Linked DNA regions of Homo sapiens: region 1 is linked to region 2. Evidence: chromatin contacts called from ENCODE Hi-C or POLR2A ChIA-PET data. All regions are on one chromosome and are shown on one strand. Each heading gives the region's core, a stretch centred on a gene start or an enhancer-like site at or near the end of the contact. The rest is flanking DNA. Distances are from core to core; before and after follow the strand shown.

Region 1 (5,025 bases), core at 2,411-4,910, 300 kb after region 2:
GTGGACGTCTAAATCAGAATCAGAAGACGGGAGGAATTTTTCCAGCTGAGGTCAGAATGAGAAGGCGTGGCCCGGCACAGCAGGAGCAAGGGCAGAGAGGTTGGAGAGCATGGGCTATGCGGGGAATTGCATGGTTTGCAGAATGGTTGGAGGGATCAGAGGTAGAGGAACGGGGCTGCCAGTGAAGAGAGAGAGAGACCGAAAACTTAGGCAGGAGCAGGATCGTGGAGGACGCCTCAGTTATTTTAGGGGGTTTGGAATGGGTCCCTGGGAAGGTGACGGGTAACAGTGAGAAGCCGAGGAGGCACAGCAGGAGAGAAATAACCTCCAGAGCCAGGACGGAACAGAGAAGAAAGACATCTTTTCATTTCTTTCTTTCTTTTTTTTTTTTTTTTTTTTGAGATGGAGTCTCACTCTGTCACCCAGGCTAGAGTGCAGTGGCGCGATCTCAGCTCACTGCAACCTCCACCTCCCAGGTTCAAGCGATTCTCCCACCTCAGGCTCCCGAGTAGCTGGGACTACAGGCGCACACCACCATGCCTGGCTAACTTTTTCGTATTTTTTGGTAGAGATGGAGTTTCTTCATGTTGGCCAGGCTAGTCTTGAACTCCTGACCTCAGGCGATCTCCCTGCCTTGGCCTCCCGAAGTGCTGGGATTACAGGCATGAGCCATGGCACCAGGCTGGAAAGACACCTTTTCAGCATCCAGGGGTGGAACAGGCAGCCCCTCTAGAGGGCTGAGGGGAGACCTGCCTCTGAGTGGAGTTAGTCTGCAGTTAGGACTGGAAGTGGGAGAAATGCCAGCTCTGGAATCAGACAGCCTGGGTTTCAATGGCAGCTGTCATACTTGTCTGATCTTGGGAAAAATCCTTAACTTCTCAGAGCCTTGGTATTCTCATTTGCAAAATGAGAAAAATGATACTAACCATGTATGATGGTTGTGTAAATTTTGTGAAAGCAGTTCTACGAACAAGGCCTTGACAGCAGTGGTGAGAAATGAATAGATTGGAGCCGTTGCCTACAATGGCTGCCATGGTGTGAGTCATAGCAGACCTGCAGTAGACCTTCTAGTACCTAGAAGACAAGAAAACTTCTGTTCCTTGAATTCAGTGAAGATGCCTGACCAGACAGGAAATTGAGGCCCAAGGAATACTTCCAAAAACTTGTCTTTACAGAGTGGGATAGAAATGCATTAAGGCAAATGTGTCTGCTAGGTCAGCTGTCATGAAGAACCACAGACTGGGTGGTTGAATTAACAGCAGTTTACTGTCCCCATTCAGGAGGCTGAAGTCCAGGATCAAGGTGTCAGCAGGGCTGGTTCCTTGCAAGGCTGTGAGGCGGAATCTGTTCCAGGCCTCTCCTCTGGCTTCTGGTGGTAGCCTTGGGTGATCCTTGGCTTGTGTGCCCGTGCCCATTGCCCTCATCTCAGCCTTCATCTTCACTTGGTGTTCTCCCTGTGAGTGCTTGTGTCCAAAGTACCTTTTCTTTGAGACGGAGTCTCACTCTGTCACCCAGACTGGAGTGCAGTGGCACGATCTCGGCTCACTGCAAGCTCCACCTCCTGGGTTCATGCCATTCTTCTGCCTCAGCCTCCCTAGTAGCTGGGACTGCAGGTGCCCGCCACCACGCCTGGCTAATTTTTTGTATTTTTTTTTTTAGTAGAAATGGGGTTTCACCATATTCGCCAGGATGGTCTTGATCTCCTGACCTCATGATCCACCTAACTCGCCTCCCAAAGTGCTGGGATTACAGGCGTGAGCCACCACGCCCAGCCCAAAGTACCTTTTCTTTTTGAGACAGAGTCTTGCTCTGTCACCCAGGCTGGAGTGCAGTGGCACGATCTTGGCTCACTACAAGCCCTGCCTTGGGTTCACACCATTCTCCTGTCTCAGCCTCCAGAGTAGCTGGGACTACAGGCGCCCGCCACCACACCCGGCTAATTGTTTTGTATTTTTAGTAGAGACGGGGTTTCACTGTATTAGCCAGGATGGTCTTGATCTCCTGACCTCGTGATCTGCCCACCTCGGTCTCCCAAAGTGCTGGGATTACAGGCGTGAGCCACCGCACTTGGCCCAAAGTTCCCATTTTTATAGGGAAACCAGTAATATTGGATTAAGGTCCACTTTAAGGACCTCACCTTAACTATATTAATTGTAATAATCATAATTAATTAATTGTATCTGCAATGACTGTATTTCCATATAAGGACATACTCTGAGTTGCTGGGGGTTAGGACTTCAACATAGGAATTTTCGGGGGATACGATGCAACCCATAATAGCAAATGTTGTGAATAAAACTGTAAAAAGCACCCCTCCTTTTTCCCTAACAAATGAAGGCTTTGTCACTTGGTTTTCTGTCTTCTCTCCACCCTGGTTCTGCCGTCTTCCTGGGTGCCTTCAGCATGCGCTTGATGGCCTGTCCTCTTGGTGCCCCACATGTGGCCACTCCCCCACTTTGTCATGTGTCCCCCACCCCGCCCCACCAACTTGATGCAGTGTCATTGCCAAGATTCTTAATATGCATGTTCCTCTCTCTTGCTACACGTTTTTTTTTAACCATTCCAGCTGCCTGATCAGCTACTTCCACTAAAACCATCTCTGGCCCTCGGAACCCCCTGTTCATTCATTCTTTAACCTTTTCCTCATCCATTGGTCTCTCCTTATTTCTCTCCATATGTACCTTAGATTCCTTGGTTCCTCAACATTAGGTCTTACCAAATCATCTCCCCGTCCCTCGGCAAATTTGTCAAAACCCCAACTCTGGACGAACTCAACAATACATTTTCTCTGTACCTGTACCCAGGTATCCCAGGAGGTCAGAGAAAACCACACAATAGGGCAGATAAGAATCCTGATAAACTCATAAGATACCAGCCTTGAATGGGGGCTCCATCCTGCCGAGCAATCCTACCGTATTTCCCTGGCCAGGATGTTCTCCTGTGCTCTTAATGACTATTTTGAACTTTCTTTACTATTTTGGAAATTCTAAAGCCTCATCAATACCTGTCTTTTCAGAAGAGAACCCTGATTCTTTTCTAAGAAAATTAAAGCATTTAGACTAGAACCCTTCAACGTTCTGCTCCCAAATCAATATACCTGACTGAATACCTCATTCCTTCCTCCCAGCCTCATTCCCTCTCTTTGCACTTAGAGGAGGTGTTTGTGTTCTTGGCCAAGCCTCATCTTTCTATCTGTGTTCTGGATTGCATCTCCTCCCACTTCTGAGAGATGTCTCAATATTGATTATTCTTTCCTGCTCTAAATTTCCCCCCTCCCAGTTCATTCCTATCATCATTTCTATATGCTTGAGCTTCTACCGTATTTATAGAAGAAATGAATTTCTCTTAATCTCACATTTGTCTTTCAGTTACCACCTGATCTCTTTTTTCTTCTACACCAAATTCCTTGAAAGAAGTGTATACAATAATTAGCCGAGTATTTCTTTTTAGCTACTAAAACATGTGATTTATTCTACCCACATATAAGGGTTACATTTTCATAGCTGAGTTTTAAAAAATTGTGGTGAAATACACATAACAAAAAATTTTACCATCATAACTATTTTTGAGTAAACAGTTCAGCCGTATTAAGTGTATTCACATTACTGTGCAACTGATCTCCGGAATTCTTTTCATCTTGCAGAACTGAAACTCTATACCCATGAAGCAACAAGTTTCCCTTCCCCATTTCTCCAGCCGCTGGCAGCCACCATTCTGCTTTCTCTCTCTGATTTGACTGCTCTGGATACTTCATGTAAATGGACTCTTACAGTATTTGTCTTTTTGTGATTGGCTTATTTCACTTAGCTTAATGTCCTCAAGGCTCATCCGTGTTGTGGCATGTGTCAAAGTTTTCTTTTTTGGAGCTAATATTCCATAGTAGTGTACACACACACACACACACACACACACACACACACACACGTATATTTCTTTTCTTTTCTTTTTTTTTCTTTTTTTTTGAGATGGAGTCTCACTCTGTCGCCCAGGCTGGAGTGAAGTGCCAAGGCTCACTGCAAGCTCCACCTCCCAGGTTCACACCATTCTCCTGCCTCAGCCTCCTGAGTAGCTGGGACTACAGGCGCTCACCACCACGCCCGGCTAATTTTTTGTATTTTTAGTAGAGATGGGGTTTCACCGTCTTAGCCAGGATGGTCTTGATCTCCTAACTTTGTGATCCTTCCGCCTCAGCCTCCTAAAGTGCTGGGATTACAGCATGAACCACCGTGCCCGGCTGTATATACACTACATTTCTACATTTTGTGTATCCATTCGCTCATCAGTGATGGACACTTGGGTTGCTTCTGTCTTTTTGCTATTGTAAATAGTGCTGCTGTGAACATGGATGTACACATATCTCTTCAGGGCCCTGCTTTTAATTCATTTGGGTACACACCCAGAAGTGGGATTACTGGATTATGTGGTAATTCTATTTTTAATGTTTTAGGAAGTTCCGTACTGTTTTCATAGTAGCTATACAATTTTACATTCCCACAAACAGCACTTAAAGATTCTAATTTCTCTACATCCTTGCTAACAGTTATTATTTTGTATTTCTCTCTTTTTCCAGTAGTGGCCATTCTAATGGGATAAAGTGGTATCTCACTGTGGTTTTGATTTGCAGTTCCCTAATGATTAGTGGTATTGAGCATCTTTTCATGTGCTTGTTAGCTATTTGTATATCTTCTTTGCAGAAATATCTATTCTTTGTTCATTTTTTAATAGGGTCTTTTGTTCTATTTTGTTGAGCGTAACTAGCCCAATTTTTTCATTTCCTCTTCACTCCTCAATGCATTCAACTTTGTATCCTGCTAATATCATATTAACAAAATAGTAGGTATCTCCACATCATCATGTGTGATGGGCATTTTCAGCCTTCATTTCATACTCTCAGCATTTGACCTGGCTGATCTCTCCTTTCCTTCTCCACACTGGCTTCATTGATGGCAGCTGACTTCCCCTCATGGCCCTGCCTTCTTTTCAGGCTGCTCTTCCTGCTTGTCCTCTTCAGCAGACTTCTCCATC
Region 2 (4,571 bases), core at 1,452-3,951:
TACACAAATGAATCTATAGCTGTAATCAGTGTTATGGAGAAACATAAAGTGGGGTAGACAGATGAATAGTGACTGTGTATGGAAGGAGGTATTCATTTTTAAGGGTAATCAGGGAAGAAATCTGTTACAATATGATGGGAATGGAGAGACAGGAACAGAATGATGGGAGGAAGGCATGAAAACCATCTGGGAGAAAAACATTCTAGGCAGAGTGAACAGCAAGTACAGCTGACTCAGGCAGGAATGTGCTTGGGAAGTGTTGTAAGATGTGAGGTTAGAGAGTTAGCACAGGGGCAGTGTCATGCCGTGGTCAAAAGTAGGAACTCAGATTCAGACTTCTAGCTAGTTTTGCTGCTTGTTTTGTGACTTTGGTACTACACTTGATCTTAACCAAAAGGCCAGGAAGTGATGATGTTTTGTGACTTTAAGCAAATTACTTTTCATTCCTGGTGTTCGCTTTTCTCATTTCTGTAATGGAGATATTAAACCTCTCACAAGATTATGAAGACTAAAGAGTTAATATGAGTGAAGCAGTTGGAAAACATCTTTATGCTATGTGTCACAAGCTCTATGAGGGCAGGAATCTTTTTGTCTTTCAGTGCTGTATTTCTAGTGCTTAGAATAGTGTCTGATAAATGGTGTATTCACAATAAGTATTTGTTGCACATATTTGTATGAAACTCATTCTTTCAAATATTGTTAAACTTTTCTTTTTCTTTAAACCTGTTGTCTTTTGCATTTGCACATAGCACCTTACTTACAGAAGTCAGTGTTAAGTTAGAGATGTGTTTTGGACTTGGCAGTGCAGATCTCTGAAACTGATATGAGAAGAAAGTCTCAGACTCAAGGTCTGAGAAATGAAGTAGTGCTATAGTCTGTAGCCCTTTGCAACGTTTTTGAAGTTTGGCCTCATGATGTGAGAATGAGAGGCTAATATGAATAGGCCACTGAAAATGTATTAAAATTTTCACAGAATTAATATTTATTAATAAAGCAGACTTCTATTGCATCTCTACTGTGTACCAAGCACATCCTAGGTAAGAATATTTAATTCTTTTGAAAAAAACTCTTTGATATAGTAAAGACAATAGGTTTCTTAGTCAGGCCTAGGTTTTGAATTCTGGCTTATCCTCTTATTGGCTGTATTTGTCAACAGTTGCCACAATAATGCTCCATGATAAAACACTCTAAAACTGGGTGGCTTAAAAATAATAATCATTTATTTCTGTGCTCATGGGTCTGTATGTTGGCTGAGGGTCTACTGGTTAGGGTGAAGCCTAGCTTGATTGAGGCTAACTGGGTGGGTTTAGATCTTCTCCATTTATGTTCCTGCTGGGCCCAGGCTAAAGCGGGCAGTGGCTGCTTAGGGCATGCTCTTATGGCAGGCCACTGGAATGCAAGATCCAAGCCAAACTGCATAAGCAGGTATAAGGCGTCTGCTCTTGTTGCTTTCCATTAGCCCAGTGATTCTCACCTGGTGGCAGTTTTACCTATGGGGACATTTGGCAATACTAGAGATACTTTTGGTGTCTAAACTTGGGAGAGGGGGTACTATTGGCATCTAGTGGGTGGAGTCCAGGGATACTGTTAAACATCCTGTAATGCACAGGGCAGTCAGCCTCCGTGCACCTCCAGCCCCCCAACAAAGAATTACCTGGACCCAAATGTCAGTAGTGCTGAGGTTGAGAAACCCTGCGTTAGTGATACCAAGTCACTTCATTTACAGAGAGAAGGGGACTGAAATAAATATTTGCCGAAAAATAATTGAGATGATCACATTGGCTTTGAGCATATGCTTGCTTTTTAGAATCTGTTTCTTTGTCTATGAAGTTATAAGGTTCACTTCATAGGATTGTTGGGAGGAGTAAAGGTAACAAATGTGTGACATCTGATAGAGCAGGCACTCTGTGGTTTTTGTGATTACACATAAGAAAAATAATCCTGTTCTTGAAGGAGTTCAGTCTTGTGTGAAGGATAAACGATTAAATTATTGAAGACTTTAAGTTTCTCATGCATTCATGAAACTACAGACATGAAAGAACATTGAAGTTATATTTAGACCATCAAATTGTTTATTTGGCTGGTCAGGTTTTCTTGTTTGAATCCATGGAGATGTGTTATAAATGATTATGAATAGAGTTAACTGATTTATTTAAGTAAAAAGTGTTATATTTTGAATGAGTCAGTAATAATTTTGTCATTAAATTTGCCTAGTTATCAATTTCAAGTTGTTAGAAATTGTTCTATAGGATCTGCCAGAGTAGTAGACTTGATAAATATTGGCAAGGTCTAGCTGTTGATGATACTAGTCGTCCTGTTAAATACATGAACAGATTAGATTGGTAAACTGCTTCCTTTGGACATGATGATTAAATTGTAGTGAGACTTCTTGGAGTTTTATGTGAATATAATTCTGATTTTCTGATGTTTTTAAAATGGGATTTAATTTTGACTAATAGCTTTGAAAGGCATCTCTTGGGTCTAGGCCATCATGAATACCCATATTGTCAAAGGTTTTGTAAGACAGACAAATGTCTTTTCAAGGATTGTGTTTTCAGCCTGTAGGATCCCAGCCTGGTTGCTATAGTTAGTAGTTTAGATTCATAATGTTATTCACAGTACACTCCACTGTCTCTCTTATAATAATACATGTTGATGATGGAACACGAGTTGTAAGTTCTCTTTCTGTTTCATTTTCCTGGGTTTGCAAATCAGCTTAGGCTCGTCATAGCTTCTGAGTTAGTTAGCATAGGGTTGTTGTTTGTCAGCAGTCTTGAGAAGTTGGTGTCAAATTGGGTGTTGAGCTGGCGTTTGTTTTAGAGGGATTATGGGGAGAGGGGCCAATTCAGTAAGTTATCTTTCCTTAAAGTCTTTGTTCCTTTGACCATTGCGGCCTTCTTATTGTTGAAGGATCACGAACTTCAGGAGTCTTGATGTACACTACTTTCACTTTCATTCTTCTGAATAACAAATGATATTAAATCAAAATTTAATGATATTCAAAGTCTCCTTTTTCAATACCCAGGTTAACACTTGATTTTTGCCTGAATATGATCATATTTTGTGAGTGAAAATAATAATGCTTTAAAATTACGATCTACACATCTGTCTTTGATAGTTTGTACAGAAATCTATTTAAAGGTAGTTTTTCTCAAAAGGTTAGTACATATTTGTATTCAGTGGAGTTGTGAAGTGATTCAGATTACATATTAAAGTTTTAATTTAGCAGTGTGATTTGATAATATAGGGCATATCTTTATGTTTTAGGTAGGGAAAACTTAATGTATAAGTTCAACTAGATCGGTTTAGTAAAAGCCAATTTATGACTCTTTGTTTTGTTTTGAAGTTTCCTCTTTATTTCACTCTGTAAGGGTATATTTAGGGCCTGTTGTGTACCAAATATTTCATAGGCTTTTTATGGTTTGGGATATACCACATTTCTTAGAATGTTAGTAAATAATTACAGAAAGGGTTACAGGACAGTCTGAAAACAATACATTTTGTTTAGCTGATATTTTTCCAACGTTTAACATTTCTTTAAATAATAAGGCCTCTCTGAGTTTTAAAAATGCAGGCACTTTCTTTTATAAATAATATATTTTAGTATTTGATAGGAACTAGTGCTTAGAAGAACAAAATGAAAGATGGGGTTGTTAGGGAAGAATTATTCAGATTAGACAGAAACGTTTGTCTATGGTTTATCTAAAAAGAGTTTCATGTTAGGATCTACTCTGTTAAAATTACTGCTTCAAAGGACTTATGGATAATTTGATATCTACTCATAGGTGTTCAATCTCCATATCTCTTAAGATTCTTGCTGAAATAGCCAAAGTATGTAATATGGAAATCGAGGAGAAATCTGCTTCTCAGTGCTATCCATATTCCAGGAACATTGAGCTGTTTCTGATAAAGATTAAAGGAAAGCTCAAGGTGATGATCTACTTTCAGCCCAATTTGAGAGAGCAGTGTCTCCGGGAGTAAAATGGCTAATAACAGAATCTTCCTCATCCTAACCCCTCAGAATTGTCACACATGAAATGGGCTATGAAGCAGTCAAAGGTTATACTGCTTGAACTCTTCCACTCATTTCAGTTCCTGTTTATAAGTAGGTGACCTAAATTTATTTTGTAAGTTAATGAGACTATGTTTTCTTTTGATTTCAGTTTGGGCGGAAAAGTACCTTAGTTTTTGAGATCACGTGCCTTTACTTTAGGGATGTTGAGGTTGAGTTTTTCAGCTACTAGCTTTTGAGATAAATTCAGTTAATCATTTCATTGGGAAAAAATACATATATATTTAAGTAATTTTTGTTTTGTTTTATCTTAGAGACAAGGTTTCACTGTGTTGCCCAGGCTGGTCTTGAACTCCTGGGCTCAAGCAATCTTCCTGCCTCAGCCTCCCAAAGTGCTGGGATTACAGGCGGGAGCCACTGCGCCCAGCCAGAAAACATATTTTATGTCTTAATAAACCCAGGATTTACAACAAGGTAGCTTACAAATAAATTGGGGATTTCTTGAAATCTTGTTTTGTCTGCCATAGAACACTGCTTTTCCCAAGTCCAAAATCAGTGT

What was found. A loop is a pair of places that touch in the nucleus more often than their neighbours do. ChIA-PET counts read pairs that join two places held with the same protein, here RNA polymerase II (POLR2A). Pooled maps may share reads with other maps.
Region 1: a map with no recorded cell type shows a loop between it and region 2 (7-fold over the local background). The contact joins two enhancer-like sites. A Hi-C loop is called at or near these places in 1 of 37 single-sample maps with no recorded cell type and 3 of 50 pooled maps. POLR2A ChIA-PET finds 5 or more read pairs at or near these places in 1 of 52 experiments (GM12878).

What each region holds. Positions count from the first base shown.
Region 1 is chr6:163,752,596-163,757,620 of GRCh38, forward strand. The region is part of intron 1 of LOC124901499 (a long non-coding RNA gene); the gene reads left to right. Among named protein-coding and RNA genes, the nearest start is that of QKI, 340 kb to the left of the region's middle. Within about 2 kb of position 3,661, at least 4 of the 41 ENCODE cell types and tissues checked have a DNase peak (open chromatin) inside an H3K27ac peak, as active enhancers do.
Region 2 is chr6:163,457,815-163,462,385 of GRCh38, forward strand. All of the region lies in intron 2 of QKI (QKI, KH domain containing RNA binding), which reads left to right. Among named protein-coding and RNA genes, the nearest start is that of QKI, 45 kb to the left of the region's middle. RefSeq lists an enhancer at 2,568-2,797. Within about 2 kb of position 2,702, at least 7 of the 41 ENCODE cell types and tissues checked have a DNase peak (open chromatin) inside an H3K27ac peak, as active enhancers do.